3 separate regions of the Homo sapiens genome follow, and all the other regions are linked to region 1. The links are chromatin loops, found by intact Hi-C in ENCODE. Cell type or tissue: PC-9. All regions are shown on one strand. Region 1 has its middle 13 kb from the start of LINC01220. Region 2 overlaps JDP2 (Jun dimerization protein 2). Region 3 has its middle 33 kb from the start of BATF.

Evidence for each region. Hi-C counts contacts between places; a loop is a spot of excess contacts. Peaks named below come from ENCODE experiments on the same cell type or tissue, not always from the same donor. Only the 100,000 strongest peaks of a DNase experiment are listed, where the experiment ranks them.
Region 2: it touches region 1 in a loop (4-fold over the local background); 11 of 110 quality-filtered maps call a loop at or near these places.
Region 3: it touches region 1 in a loop (16-fold over the local background); 107 of 110 quality-filtered maps call a loop at or near these places.

The regions. Positions count from the first base shown.
Region 1 is chr14:75,305,395-75,310,394 of GRCh38, forward strand. No RefSeq gene overlaps it. Among named protein-coding and RNA genes, the nearest start is that of LINC01220, 13 kb to the left of the region's middle. In PC-9, CTCF peaks have their summits at 1,717, 2,570 (motif pointing right) and 2,776; DNase peaks (open chromatin) are centred at 1,737 and 2,577.
Region 2 is chr14:75,449,911-75,454,910 of GRCh38, forward strand. All of the region lies in intron 2 of JDP2 (Jun dimerization protein 2), which reads left to right. Among named protein-coding and RNA genes, the nearest start is that of JDP2, 24 kb to the left of the region's middle. RefSeq lists enhancers at 2,087-2,601, 2,602-3,117, 3,118-3,631. In PC-9, a CTCF peak has its summit at 3,020; DNase peaks (open chromatin) are centred at 631 and 3,371; H3K4me3 peaks cover 1,532 bases; H3K27ac peaks cover 4,688 bases.
Region 3 is chr14:75,486,529-75,491,528 of GRCh38, forward strand. No RefSeq gene overlaps it. Among named protein-coding and RNA genes, the nearest start is that of BATF, 33 kb to the right of the region's middle. In PC-9, CTCF peaks have their summits at 2,444 (motif pointing left) and 2,647; DNase peaks (open chromatin) are centred at 1,023 and 2,423; H3K27ac peaks cover 836 bases.

The sequences.
Region 1 (5,000 bases):
AGCTGGGACTATAGGCATGGACCACCACACCTGGCTAATTTTAATGTAATGTAATTTAATTTTTTTTTTTGTAGAGATGGGGTCTCACTATGTTGCTTTGGCTGGTCTCAAACTCCTGGGCTCAAGCAATCCTCTTGCCTCAGCCTTGCAAAGTGTTGGGATTACAGGCATGAGCTACTGCACCTAGCCTGTGTGTGTGAGTGTGGTGTTTTCGTTTTTTGTTTTTGAGACGGAGTTTTGCTCTCGTTGCCCAGGCTAGAGTGCAATGGCGTGATCTCAGCTCACTGCAACCTCTGCCTCCTGGGTTCAAGCAATTCTCCTGCCTCAGCCTCCTGAGTAGCTGGGATTGCAGGCATACACCACCACGCCCAGCTAATCTTGTATTTTTAGTAGAGATGGGGTTTCTCCATGTTGGTCAGGCTGGTCTCGAACTCCCAACCTCAGGTGATCCACCCACCTTGGCCTCCCAAAGTGCTGGGATTACAGGCGTGAGCCACTGTGCATGGTCTTGTGTGTTTTTTTTTAATAGTAGCCATCCTAATGGGTGTGAGGTGGTATCTCACTGTAGTTTTGATTTCCATTTCCCTAATGTCTAGTGATGTCGAACATCTTTTGTGCTTATTTATTAGCCATTTATATATCTTCTTTGGAGAAATGTCTATTCAAGTCCTTTGGCCATTTTTGAACTGGGTTGTTTGCTTTTTTGTTGTTGAGTTTTAGGAGTTCTTTATATATTCTGGATATTAATCCTTTATCAGCTATATGATTTGCAAATGTTTTATCTCATCTTGTGGGTTGCTTTTTCACTCTGTTGCTAGTGTCTTTTCTTGCACAAAATTTAAAAATTTTCATGAAGTCTAATTTGTCTATTTTTTCTTTTATTGCTTATGCAATAAAAGTGTCATATCCAGAAAAATCATTGCCAAATCTAATGTTGTGAAGCTTATCTCCTGTGTTTCCTTCGGTGAGTTTTACAGCTTTAGGCCTTACATTTGGGTCTTTGATGCATTTTGAGTTAATCTTTGCATATGGTGTTAGGCAAGTGTCCAACTTCATTTACACGTGGATATCCAGTTTTCCCAGCACCATTTGTTGAAAAGACTGTCCTTTCCCCATTGAATGGTCTTGGCACTTTTGTCAAAAATCACTTGATAATAGTCAAGTTAATTAATAATTATATTGATTAACAATTAATATAATTATAAAATTATATTTTATGACTACATTGGTATAAAGAAAAATATATTAATATTATATATTAAAACTTTTTTTCAGGCTGGGCATGGTGGCTCACGCCTATAATCCCAACACTTTGGGATGCCAAGGCGGGTGGATCACCTAAGGTCAGGAGTTTGAGACCAGACTGGCCAACATGGTGAAACCCTGTCTCTACTAAAAATACAAAAAATTAGCCGGGCGTGGTGGCGGGCGCCTATAATCCCAGCTCCTCAGAAGGCTGAGGCATGAGAATCGCTTGAACTTGGGAGGAGGAGGCTGCAGTGAGCCGAGGACATCACACCACTGCACTCCAGCCTGGGGGATAGAGGGAGACTCTTACTCCAAAACAAAACAAAAAAAATAAAACTTTTTTTCAATGTAAAAGTTAATTTTTTTCTTCTGATTTTCAAAAGAAATGAAAACATGTTTATGTATTCCTAAACATATCCTGGGTCTCGGGCATGATACCTCCTGTGTGAGCCCTGCTCTCCACACGGTGGCAGGGTTCTGTCTCTTTATGATGTGTGCAAGATGACACTAGATGCTATGAGGACCATCTGTTTTTTAAGCAGGTAACCACACTGAACATGTTAAACAATATGTATCATGTGCTGAGTGTTTACTGTGTGCCAAGTGCTTCAAACTCATCATTTAAGTTAAAGAACAGCCCTGTCAGATAGGAACTACTCTCTGCCCTCCATGGCCAGCATATACAAAGAGGTATATTTTTCCAAATGCTTCCATACATTGTTTCTAAATGTATATTACAGTCCATAGTATGAGGGACACCAGGGGACCCTCCAGTGGGCGCTACAAGATCTTAGGGAAGAGGGAAGCTGAGGGTGGGCTTTGGAGAAGAGTCATTACAGAGATGAAGTGGCAGGTGGCATGGAAAGGTATTTGGGAAGTGCGGAGGTGACAATAAGAACGGCACATTGGAGCGTCATGAGGAGACTTCCCAAGATGGAAGGGACTTGAGGTCTGGAACCGAGGGTGACCGGCAGGGTGGGTTTTGGAGAGTGAGAAACGTGGGCCCAATCTAATGTTCAGTGGAAGGTTCTTTGTCTCCCTAAGCCCTAAAATCCAGCGGTAAATCATCAATAACATAGCAAAGTTTTAGCCACCTTCCCTGTCTCAGTTCCTTCTTTGTTAAATGAGAGTCACGGTGCTTGCCCTGCAATCTCAGAGACTCAGTTCAAATGATTGTCAGCCCCACAGGTGGGGGAGCCGGTGTCTGATTCCGGCTGTATTGTCAGGGCCTCAGTGCTCAGTACAGGTTTGGTGGAGGAATGGACGCCATAGCCTACAATCCCAAAAGCTGCAGCCGCAGGAGGCAGCGTGGCTGGAGAAGGGTCCCGAGCCAGAAGAGGGCGCTCTTCAGCAAAACAAGGTTTGAAGGAAACCGCCAGGATGTTTCTGCAGGATGGCAGATGGAATTCACTTTAGGCTTTAGGATTTAGCAGGTCAAATCATTGCATTCTTATATCTAAACCTACCTCAGCCCTGGTTTCCTAACTAGAAAAAAGGACTAAAATGCAGTTTATTTCCTCTTTTTAAAAATTGTCCTCTTAATGCTTTAGGCACCTAAGAGAGATGCAATTATTTTTACTTTGGAGAGGCTTAAAAGAGCCACTGATTTCCTATAGCTCATGATTCTGCAGATCAGGGATGAAGGCAGGACTTGGCTGGGAATTTTTCTGCTGATTACAGCAATGACTGAGATCCTCCGTGGTATTCAGCGGCAGGATGAACTGGTCTGGGGGGTCTGAGATGGCTTCACTCACATGGCACAGAAGTAATTTTACATTTTGTGTGGTTATTTGACCATTGTCTGTCTCCCTTACTAGTCCAGAGGCTCCCAAAGGGTAGGGATTGTGTCTTTCTTGCCTATCATTTTATCCCTAGTGCCTAGCACAGTGCTGACCCATTAGAGTGTTTAATAAATATGTGTTAACTGACTCAATGATGTGATTCTTTATTTTTTATTTTTTATTTTTTTTTGAGATGGAGTTTTGCTCATGTTGCCCAGGCTGGAGTGCAATGGCACAATCTTGGCTCCCTGCAACCTCCACCTCCTGGGTTCAAGCAATTCTCCTCCCTCAGCCTCTTGAGTAGCTGGGATTACAGGCATGCGCCATCATGCCTGGATAATTTTGTATTTTTAGTAGAGACGGGGTTTCTGCATGTTGGTCAGGCTGGTCTTGAACTCCCAACCTCAGGTAATCTGCCTGCCTTGGCCTCCCAAAATGCTGGGATTACAGACATGAGCTACTGTGCCCGGCAATGATGCGATCTCTCTCTTTCTTTCTCCTTTCCTTTCCTTTCTTTTCCTTTCTTTTCTTTTCCTTCTTTCCTTCTTTCTTTCTTTTTCTTTTTTCAGAGTTTTGCTCTTTTGCCCAGGCTGGAGTGAAGTGGTACGATCTCAGCTCACTGCAACCTCTGCCCCCTGGGGTTCAAGTGATTCTTCTGCCTCAGCCTCCCAAGTAGCTGGGATTATCGGTGCCCACCACCACACCCGGCTAATTTTTGTATTTTTAGTAGAGATGGGATTTTGTCATGTTGGCCAGGCTGGTCTTGAACTCCTGACCTCAGGTGATCCACCCGCCTTGGCCTCCCAAAGTGCTGGGATTAGAGACATGAGCCACCGCACCCGGCCTATGATGCAGTTCTTATGAAAAGTGTCGGGATCATCAGAAAAAAGGCATAGGTGGGAGTTGCTGATGATAGTAGCTCAGTAAGTATGCAAATTGAGCTAAGCCCTTTATAACCTGGCTGTTGGTATTATTTATCCCCATTTTACAGATGAGGAGCTGAGGCTGCTGTTACACAGCTTCAAAGGTTGATGCACAAGAAACATCTTTTTTTTTTTTTTTTTTTTTTTTTTGAGAGACAGAGTCTTGCTCTGTCATCCAGGCTGGAGTGCTGGAATGCAGTGGCATGAGCCTCTGCCTCCCGAGTTCAAGCAATTCTCCTTCCTTAGCCTACTGAGTAGCTAGGACTACAGGTGCACGCCGCCACGCCCAGCTAATTTCTTTTGTATTTTAGTAGACATGGGGTTTCACCATGTTGCCCAGGCTGGTCTTGAATTCCTGAGCTCAGGCAATCCGCCTGCCTCGGCCTCCCAAAGTGCTAGGATTACAGGCGTGAGCCACCGCGCCAGGCCAGAAACATCTTTTTTGTATCTCAAAGCAGATGGCTGGGTGCGGTGGCTCATGCCTGTAATCCCAACTCTGGGAGGCCGAGGTGGGCGGATCCATTGAGGCCAGGAGTTTGAGACCAGCCTGGCCAACATCTCTACCAGAAATACAAAAATTAGCTGGGCGTGGTGGCGGGTGCCTGTAATCCCAGCTACTTGGGAGGCTGAGGGAGAAGGCGGAGGTTGCAGCGGGCCGAGATCGCGTCACTGCACTCCAGCCTGGGCGACAGAGTGAAACAAAACAAAACAAAAATTTTAAGCACAGCAATAACTTGCTTGTTCCCTGATAGTCCTGGGAGTAAATTCAGGATTATCGAGGACCAAGCAAATTATTAAAATTGATTATTTGGGAGATAAAAACCCGATGAAATAGCAAAAGGGTAGACGCCATGTTTTCAAATTAGTCACAAATATTCTGGATTCTTGCTTCTACAGTTATCCGAATAAAAGCAGCAAAACCACCCCAAAATTTGAGGTGAACATTACTTGGATGTCTGTCACCACATTCACCTAAAGCTGTTCCTTAACATCCACATACTTGTTTGTTTTTCTTCCTGGATTTATTTATTTTTGATGTTTCTACACA
Region 2 (5,000 bases), 140 kb after region 1:
CTCAGGCTTTGTTCCAAACACAATGCTGTCTTTTCTTAGCCGTGGAAATGGGGCTGTTCTCCACTGGTTTTTGAGAGAATGGCCTTTTCCTATTCTGTTCATATAAACCAGCCTCACACCTCGGCGGCCTGTTGTTTTTGGGGTTCTCTTAATGCAAAAGAAGGTTTTTACTATGGACAAGGGGAGTTGGGAGGGCCCTGGTCAGAGACATGCTGCATCTGGCTGAGATACGAGGAGACTGAGGAGTCAGTTTGGAAGGATCCACCTGTGGGCTCTGATGCCCCACAAAGATTGTAGGGTGTCAGGCTTTCAGTTCATACAGAAGGTGTCCCCTGCCTCTTCCCAGAAAGCAGTAGCCTTCCAGTTGGTCCTGTCACTGTCCGACCCAGGACCGGGGCACACTCATTCCCCTTCTCTGACCTTGAGTTCCTGGCCTGAGGATGCAGCCAGGATCTAGGGTCTCTGGGTCTTCTCAGTTGCAGAATCTAAGGCTGGAGCTTAGTTTGCAGCCCTGCTTCCCACACTGTTTCCTGCAGATGCTGTGCACACAGGGCAATGGCTTATCCACCCGTGCCCCCAGCCATGGGAGCCGAGTGACTCATCTTGGCAGGTGGAGCCATTGCCTCTGCCAGCTCTTGTTCAGAGCCTTCACCTGGTGGTTGGCTGAGCTGATTTGAGTGAGCACAGCGTCCAGTGTGTGGGTTTGTTCACAGGTGAATGTGCTTGATTACATCCTGCTGTTGGGGGCAGCTGAAGTGAAGTGGAAAGAACCTTGGACTTGGAGTCAGGAGTGTCTGGGTTCTTGCCCAGGTCACCAGCTCTGTGGATCAGGCCTCCCTTCCTCCCTAACCACGCAAGGTGCTGAGCACACAAAAAGTCAACAAGATGCAGACTTTGCCCTCGTGGAACTCCCAGTTTAATGGAGGAGTCAGAAACTGTGAATAGAATATAATACAGTAGGGGCCAGGATACGCTCAGAGCAGAGGGACACCTCCTCAGCCTACAGGGTGTGAAAATCAGGGAGGGCTTCCAGTGGGAGGTGATGCTCCAGCTGCATGTACAGGAGACATGAGAAGTAAGCCAAGGGGACAGCAGGGCAAAGGCATGAAGGCCAGGGAAGTGTATGGTATATGGCACCTCAGTGTTTCAGGAGCATAGAGCGGAACCCTGGGATCAACAGGTGGTAAGACCACAGCAGGTGGGGCCAAGTCCCAGCAACCTCATTTGACATAGGAGCTTGGGCCTCATCCGGAGGGTAAGGTGCACAGTAACTGGGCCAGATTTGCATTTTAGAAAGATCCTTCCGATGGCTGGGATGGAGGATGGTTGTGCAGGATCTGGAGGCCTCCTGGGGGACTGGGGCAGTGGTCAAGGAGAGACAGTGGGCCTGGAAAGTGACAGTGGGGGTGGATGGGGGGAGCAAATCTGACGAAGATTTAAAATCTAGAATTGGATGGCTGGCGTGATCAAAATTGGAGATAACAAGAGGGACGGGGGTGTGGGGAGGCAGGTAGTGAGCCCTCAGGGACATCCACGTTGAGCGTCTGGCCCAGCTGGCACTTGGATATTTGGGTCTGCAAATCCAGATTTGGTTGGCATTAGTGTATGGGTGGTGGCTGAAACCACGTGAGTAGATGCAAACGGAGATCCACAGGCCGTGCGTATCGAGTGAGGAGAGTAGCAGGCCAAGGATGGGACCTGGAAAACAGCCCGGAAGGGATGGGAAATAGCAGGAGACTGGAAAGGCAAGGTCAGAGGATGGGCAGGTGCAGGGGAGTGGGTCCAGGGCATGGAAAATTCAGGAAAGAGGGATGATGCACAGTCAGGCAGAGCCTCCCAGGAGGATGGACCAAGCAGTGTCCTCTGGGCTGGTCTGTGAAGACCCAATCCCTGTCTTGAAGAGCAAGCCATTTCCTTCTCTGGGACTCAGTTTCCTCATCTAAAATCTAGGGATTAGCCTTGGTGCTTCCAAGAGCCCCTGGCACTAAGCGTCTGTAAAAGCAGAAACTTCTTTTTTCTTTTTTTCGAGACAGAGTCTTGCTCTGTTGCCCAGGCCGGAGTGCAGTGGCACAATCATGGCTTACTGCAGTCTCAACATCCTGGGCTCAAGCAATCCTCCAGCCTCAGCCTCCTGAGTGGCTGGGACTACTGGTGTACACCACTGTGCCCAGCTAAGAAACTTCTTATAAGAAATTAGGGGGCACCCTTCCTACATCCCTCAATCAGGCCCACGCTGCCCTTGAAGGCTGGATGAATGAAAACCCAGAGAAGTCAGAGCTGGAAAGGACTTTGCGGAGATTTTAGTCCAGCCCACCGTGTGGAAGGTAGCCTGATGGAATGGAGTCAATCCCTGTCTTTTCCCAGCTTGGCAGCCTCGGGCAGACACTCCACCTCGCTGAGCCTCAGTTTTCTCACTTGTAAAATAAGGCCCCTGAGACCCACCTTGCAGATGTGTTTGAAGGTCAGTGAGAAATGGGAGCTACTTGTGCTTATTAAAGATGAGCCCCAGGACCGGAGAGGTGACCTGATTGACTCGAGGTCACAGAGCAGGGCACTGTGGTGACCAGAGCCCAGGCTTCTGAGGACAAGCCCACTAGGGTCAGCTGACTGCCAGAGGTCATAAATCAGCAGCCGTGGGCCAGTGCAGCCCACAGATGTGTTTTGTTTGGCTCATGCGGTGTTCCTTTCAAAATGGAATTTGTTGCTGACATTCAAAAGTGGGAGATTTTACTTCAAAAATTTATATTTTCTTGAAAACTTGGAAGAATTAGCAGCACTGAGCCTGCATCCCACTGGGGCTAGTGTCCCCTCCCATGGCAGGAGGGGTGGCCACCGCCCCATCCAGCCCTCCCCCCTCACTAATGGTGAGTTACTTGCTTGACCCCTGAGGTGATGTGAGTCTGCAACCCCAGCCTTAGACTGACCATTTGTCTTGAATTTTCTCCTAAAGCCCTGCCCGCTGTTCACTGAAACAGCTCAATATTTCACAGCTGAGGCCCAGACCTTGGCCACTGAGTAAGAAGGCCTGGCAAGAGATGACGGGAGAGACAGGAGGGCAGAGAGTTTCCAACAGCTCAGCCCCATGGGGGATGCTGGGAGGGCCTGGCCCCTGCAGGCTGCCGGGGGTCAGCAAGGGAGTTGGCTGAGGGCCCCTGGGGTTTCCTCATTCCTCCCTCCTGGAGTGGGAGGAGGCTATGGGCCTAGCCGGCTGGGCAGGCTGAGATCTTGTCCCTGAATTGCCCTACTTTGTTGATGGGGGGTGGGGGAGTGGGGAGGGACTGCAGCCCCTGGCTTAGTGCAGCCCTGTTTATGTAGGGGAATGTCTGGTATGTTTGGTATTTGGGTGTTTACTTCCCAGGGTGCTCATGGGTCCCTGGTGTTGAAATGTGGCTCCTCCATGCAGGGGGGGCCCTGGTGGGCCTGGCTGGCTGTGTGAGGCCTGAGGCTAGATTTGGAGGCTGCGGGGCTGTTACTCCAGGCCTGCTCACTGACAACTCAGCACGCCCTGAACTCCCCAGCCTGCTCCTCCCTCTCCGCAGTACTCCTTTCTGTGCCGCATTCTGCCCGGAGGCAGGCCAGTGTGCCGCTGCTGCAATAGCACCACCTCCGCCTTGCCTGCGAAGGAAGGCAGGGAAGCTGGCATCACGGAACTCTTCCTGTGCTCCCGGCTCTGGGCTGGAACTCAGTCCTCATTACTACCATGTGCGGCAGGGCTCAGTACCTTCCTGTACAAGTGAGGAATGGAGGCTCAGAGAGGCCAAGTAACTTGCCCAGGAGCACACAGCTGGTCTACAGCAGAGCTTCTGGAGGAACTCAGGTCTTAAAGACCACCCCCCAACCCCACCAACCAAAGCTCACACTGTCAACTCTGATGCCACAAGTCTCAGATTAGCCTGGTTCTGTCTGCCCAGGCAACAATTCTTAGTATGAGACAGAACCCTCAGACTTGGGCTACTCTGGTTAGTGCTGGGGGTTTTGGTTTTTCTTTTGTGTCCATTTTTGCTTATCACTTCCTTTATTTCTTTGTCCATGTGAGAGTTTCTGTATTTTCAGCGCCTTGGGTTGAGAATGTAATTTCTCTTTCTCATTCTGTCTCTCTGTGGGTCCTGCAAGCTATGTTTTTGAAAACGCTTATGAAAAGTCAGAATTCAAAATCACATCTGGGCTGCTGTTTGTCACAGTGGAAATGCCGCGCCACCTGCAGACGGGGCCTGAGAAACACGGAAATGGGTGAGGGTTAGGCCCGAGAGGAGCTGGTGACGTCCCCTCCTTTAAACCATGGAGCTTGAATGTTACACCTTCATGTAAATTGTGCAATAACGTTTTTTAAAACATGTTAAAAACTTCTAACTCTAAAGGCAGTGATCATGATCAGACCACCCACCCCTTGAAGAGCAGGACGTGCTCAGGCCCTGCGGCCCAAAGACCTGGATACGAGTCCTGCGCTGTCACTGAGCATCTACGCAGCCTTGATGTTCTTAGTTTCCTCATCTGCAAAAGTGGGGAAGCTGAATAGAGCTGTGCTGGGTGACTTACTGAGATGGCAAATTAAATGTAGTTAATTTAGTTAATAAACACCCATTCTGTGCCATGCTCAGCTCTGGTGGCTGAGTGACAGTGGTGAAGGTGATGATAGACTGAGATATTTATATAGATTAACTATGAATAGATTAAGGTTCTCATGGGAAACTGACAACGGGCAGGCAAACATGCATGTGAAAAAGATAAGTGCTGTTAGTGAATGCACCTTGAAGGAAATACACAGGGAGATAGTAACAGGACAGGGCTTTTAGTTTGGGGTGGTCAGTAAAGACGTCAAGAAGGAGCAGCAAGTACAAACCCGGGGGACAGGGAAGAACTTGTCGTTTTGAGGGAGAGGAAGAAGGCCCATTGTTGGAGTTGAGGGGTAGAGGAGGGCGATGTAGTGGAAGGTCAGAGAGGCAGGAGGAGCCAGGTTTTCTCGGTTCTGTGGGCCACATGTGTTGGAAGCTGTTGGAGGG
Region 3 (5,000 bases), 180 kb after region 1:
AAAAGAAAGAAAGAAAGAAAGAAAGAAAGACCATCTGAGCTGTGAATGTGACCACAACACATTTAAGAGGGTGGGGACAACCCTCACTGGAATTATCTCATGTGTGCAACTGGGATGCAGAGTGGGGTTGGGTAGGAAGCCTGCCAAACTGCCTATGGGAGCCAATAATGGTCACCCGAATAGGACACAATGCTGCCAATGGACTATATGTGTAGTTTCATATGTGTAAAATACATACAACCTTCAATGCATGTTGTTGGTTTTTGCTATAACTCTTGAGAGACTGGAAAAACATCATCTGTCATCATAGGATTTAACCCTTGCTTAAGATCCGGCGGCAGCTTCTGGTGGGCTTCCCTAGTGCGGCGTCCCTGCCCCGTCTTGCTCTGGCCCCTCTCATTCTCTGCTCCAGCCAGACTGAACAGCTCTTACTTCCTTCTAAACGCTTCCAACATTTTAATCTTGGCTCTACCTTGGAATGCCCAGGGTTATGTGACTTGCCCAAGGACAAAATAAGGATGTAGTGGAGTTGATATTCAAAGCCGGATTTATCTCACTCCAAAGCAAGGACAAAGAATTCCCTTAGGAAATCAGCGGTGGCCCATCTATTTGTGTGGAGAAACAAGAGTTGCTTATAATTCTGGGTAGTGGGATGTCCCCATCGCTTCACCTAGTCAACACCTGTGTCTCATTTAAAACTCAATTCAGGCATCGCTGCACTTTCAGTGGGTTGTTTTTTTTTTTTAGGTTTGAAGCTCATTTAACAACGAGCAAAGGGGTTGCAGAGTAAGAACGCTGATGTTTTTCTCTGGGAATAGGTGGCCACATCCAAAGACAAAGAAATGTTCGAAGTCTTTGCATTTGGAGAGAAAACACCATGCCCATTGCTGCAGCCTGAATTCCCAATGAGTAGTGCCTCTGTCTGGAGTTAAAGGATGATGTACCATGTGGAACCAGGATGTGGTAACTCCTTAAACCCTGCCACTCTTTCACACCTTTGATATGACTCATTTTGATGAAATTCAACGAACTCAGAGCACCTGCTCATGCAGCAGAATATTTTTGAGCTAGAAAGCTCCACGACTTCCTCTCCCTAAGACTGCAGAAAGCTTAGCCCCAGGCTATGAAGAGAGCCAGCAGAATGACCACTGGCACCAGAGGACACTGGTCTTGCCCGCCCACCCTTCGCTGTGCCGGCTCCTCACCCCTGTGCTGGGTGCAGTAGAGGCTGGTCCTCCAAGTCTCACTTGGGACTTGCCCAAGTGAGAGACACTAGGGCAAAAAATATAGCCATATATGCATGCAGATATATACCAGCAGAATGACCACTGGCACCAGAGGACACTGGTCTTGCCCGCCCACCCTTCGCTGTGCCGGCTCCTCACCCCTGTGCTGGGTGCAGTAGAGGCTGGTCCTCCAAGTCTCACTTGGGACTTGCCCAAGTGAGAGACACTAGGGCAAAAAATATAGCCATATATGCATGCAGATATATATCAGCAGAATGACCACTGGCACCAGAGGACACTGGTCTTGCCCGCCCACCCTTCGCTGTGCCGGCTCCTCACCCCTGTGCTGGGTGCAGTAGAGGCTGGTCCTCCAAGTCTCACTTGGGACTTGCCCAAGTGAGAGACACTAGGGCAAAAAATATAGCCATATATGCATGCAGATATATATGGCTATACTTTTTTTTGCTGTTGGGTTTTTGTTGTTGTTGTTGTTGTTGTTTTGAGACAGTCTTGCTCTGTCACCCAGGCTGGAGTGCAATGGCGCGATCTTGGCTCACTGCAACCTCCACCTCCCAGGTTCAAGCGATTCTCCTGCCTCAGCCTCCTGAGTAGCTGGGATTACAGGCGTGCACCACCATGCCCGGCTAATTTTTTGTATCTTTAGTAGAGACAGGGTTTCACTATGTTGGCCAGGCTGCTCTCAAACTCCTGACCTCATGATCTGCCCACCTCGGCCTTCCAAAGTGCTGGGATTACAGGCGTGAGCTACTGCGTCCAGCCTGCTGGCAGACCACCAATTCGTATATACTGACTGATGTCAGTTTCAGGAAATCAAAAAAAGTATATGTATATGTATATGTATATGTATATGTATATGTATATGTATATGTATATGTATATGTATATGTATAATCTAAATTTCCATCCATTTCTACATCTGTCCAGAAGGATATTCATTAAAATATTAACAGCAGTTCTCTCTGGATGGCAGGATTATAATTATTTGACTCACATATTTCCAGACCTCCCAAATTTTCCAAAGTTCCTGTGCATTAGCTACATGAGCTGAAGAACAAGCCCAAAGCCCATTCTTTTTTAAATAGCTGAGACTCCAAGTCTAGGGGATGCTCCGAGTGACGGACAAAGCCCTTCCTTCGAGGATGATTCTAGGAAGATCCTGGGGCGTCAGCCTTCTCTGGGCAGCGTCTTTGCTGCCCTCTGCTGGTCATTTGGAAGCTCGGCAAGTCCAAGTCCAGCCCCTTTCTTGTGGAGCAGTTTCTTCTTTAGGTTTGCCCTCTGAGGCCCAATTTCTTAGAACTGTTTTCGTTTTGTTTCATTTTTCTGAGATAGAGAATCCTTTTAAACTTAAAAAAAAAAGAAAAGGGCCGGGCGCGGTGGCTCACGCCTGTAATCCCAGCACTTTGGGAGGCCGAGGCGGGCGTATCACAAGGTCAGGAGATGGAGACCATCCTGACTAACACGGTGAAACCCCGTCTCTACTAAAAATACCAAAAATTAGCCGGGCTTGGTGGCGGGCGCCTATAGTCCCAGCTACCCGGGAGGCTGAGGCAGGAGAATGGCGAGAACCCGGGAGGCGGAGCTTGCAGTGAGCCGAGATCCCGCCACTGCACTCCAGCCTGGGCGACAGAGGGAGACTCCGTCTCAAAATAAATAAATAAACAAACAAACTAACTAAAAAAAAGTTTAAAAGAAAACTTCTAAATGAGGTGGCTCCAGTGTAAGCCTCTTTAAAGCTCTGATGGAAAAGTCATTCTTTTAAAAACCCAAACCACTCAGCCTCCATTTCACAGCCAGAGAGAGCTGCAGTGTCATTGCTGGAGGGGACCCAGGGCGCGTTCACCTGCTGATTTCTCACTGTTGATTGAGGATCAGTCTTTGGTTTTGGTCAGCGTCATTACTGCCAAAGCCACCAGCACACCTGCCAAGATGCAAAGGATGGTGTTTCTCACGGAGTCAGAGGAGGCCGTCTGCTCCGTGCCCTTACAGAATGCCAAGAAGTCATGGCTGGTGCTGGAGCCCTCAACCCCAGAACACCTTAAGACTGTGTGGCTTTAACAATTTACACCACCTCTCTGTTCCTTCATCTGCAGCATGGAATTGTAACCATGCCTTCCTAGATTTAAACTCCAGTTCCACCATGTACCAGCTGATAATCTTGGACATGTTACCGACACCTCTGTGCCTCAGTTTCTTCATCTGTAAAATGTGGGGGGGAAGTAATTCATAGGGCTATGAGTATGGAATTAATTAATAATTGTGAATAATTAGAAAAGTGCCTGGAGCATAAATAGTTCTCGGTAAATGTTTATTATTATTGTTACTGTTACCAGTTACCAAAGCATATTATTAGTTAAATGTCATTCTATGAATGCATACAGTTTGGAGTAAGGGATTTATTATCTGATAAGCCTTTTGTATTAGGAACCATCCTAGGTTCTATTTATTTAATACTCTCTGCAACCCTTCAAGGAAGATATTCTTTTCCTCATTTTACAAATGAGGAAACTAAAATGCAAAGATATTAAATAACTTGCCCAAGATCACACAGCCAGGAAATATGGAGCCAGGGTTTGATCCCATTATTTGCCTCAGAGCCTCTGTTCTTTCCTGTCCATTTGGTTGAATGCTACCCACTAAAGTTAGGTTGGTTGTTAGTCTTTTTTTTCCAGACAGAGTCTCACTATGTTGTCCAGGCTGGTCACACACTCCTAGGCTCAAGTGATCCTCCCACCTCAGCCTCCCAAGTAGCTGGGAATACAGGCACATGTCACCGCTTTTACTAATTTTTTTTTCTGGCATACTTTATCTCCCACTCCTACTTGGTTATAAGTTAGGGTAATACCAATTGCTGTAACAGATAAACTCCAAATCTCCATGGCTTTACAACAAACTTTATTTCTCATGCATGCAATAACTCCCCATTGGTGGACAGGTCTTCCATGTGGTGATTCAGGGATCCAGGCTCTTTGGTCTTGTGGTTCTACTTTCCTCTGGGACATTGGAGTCTTCTGCATTTAGCTAGTGAATGAGCAAAGAATATGGGCCAGGCCTGGAAGTGGTGCTTCTCAACTGTCCACATTACATTAACTTAAAACTCAGTGGCGTAGTCACACCTCACTGCAAAGGAGGCTAGGAAATGTAGTCTTGTTCTGTGTCCAGGAGGCAGAGGAAACATGAGAGCTAGTCTGCCATGCCGGCCTATGTCTTATAGAGCCTTGCTGTCTTAATTTAAATTTTAGTTCCTCTGGGAAGAGATCCTGACTCCCTCAGGTCTGGATTGGACACCCCTCCTCTGTACTTCTTCCCTTCCTCTCTTGTGGCATTTATTGCATGGAAATACACACACAGACACACACACACACACACACACACACACACATATATATATATATATATATTTGAGACAGGGTCTCACTCTGTCATTGAGGCTGGAGTGCAGTGGCACAGTCATGGCTCACTGCAGCCTCAACCTCCTAGGCTCAAGCGACCCTCATATCTCAGCCTCCCAAGTAGCTGGGACTACAGGCATGCACTACCATGCCCAGCTAATTTTTGTATTTTTTTTTGTAGAGATGTGGTTTCACCACGTTGCCCAGGCTGGTCTCGAACTCCTGAGTTCAGGCAATCCTCCCACCTCGGGCTCCCAAAGTGCTGGGATTACAGGTGTGCACCATCACGCCCGGCTGGAATTATAATTGCTTATGCATCTGTCTCCCTCATTAGACCGTGGGATCTAGGGCAGGGGCTCCATCA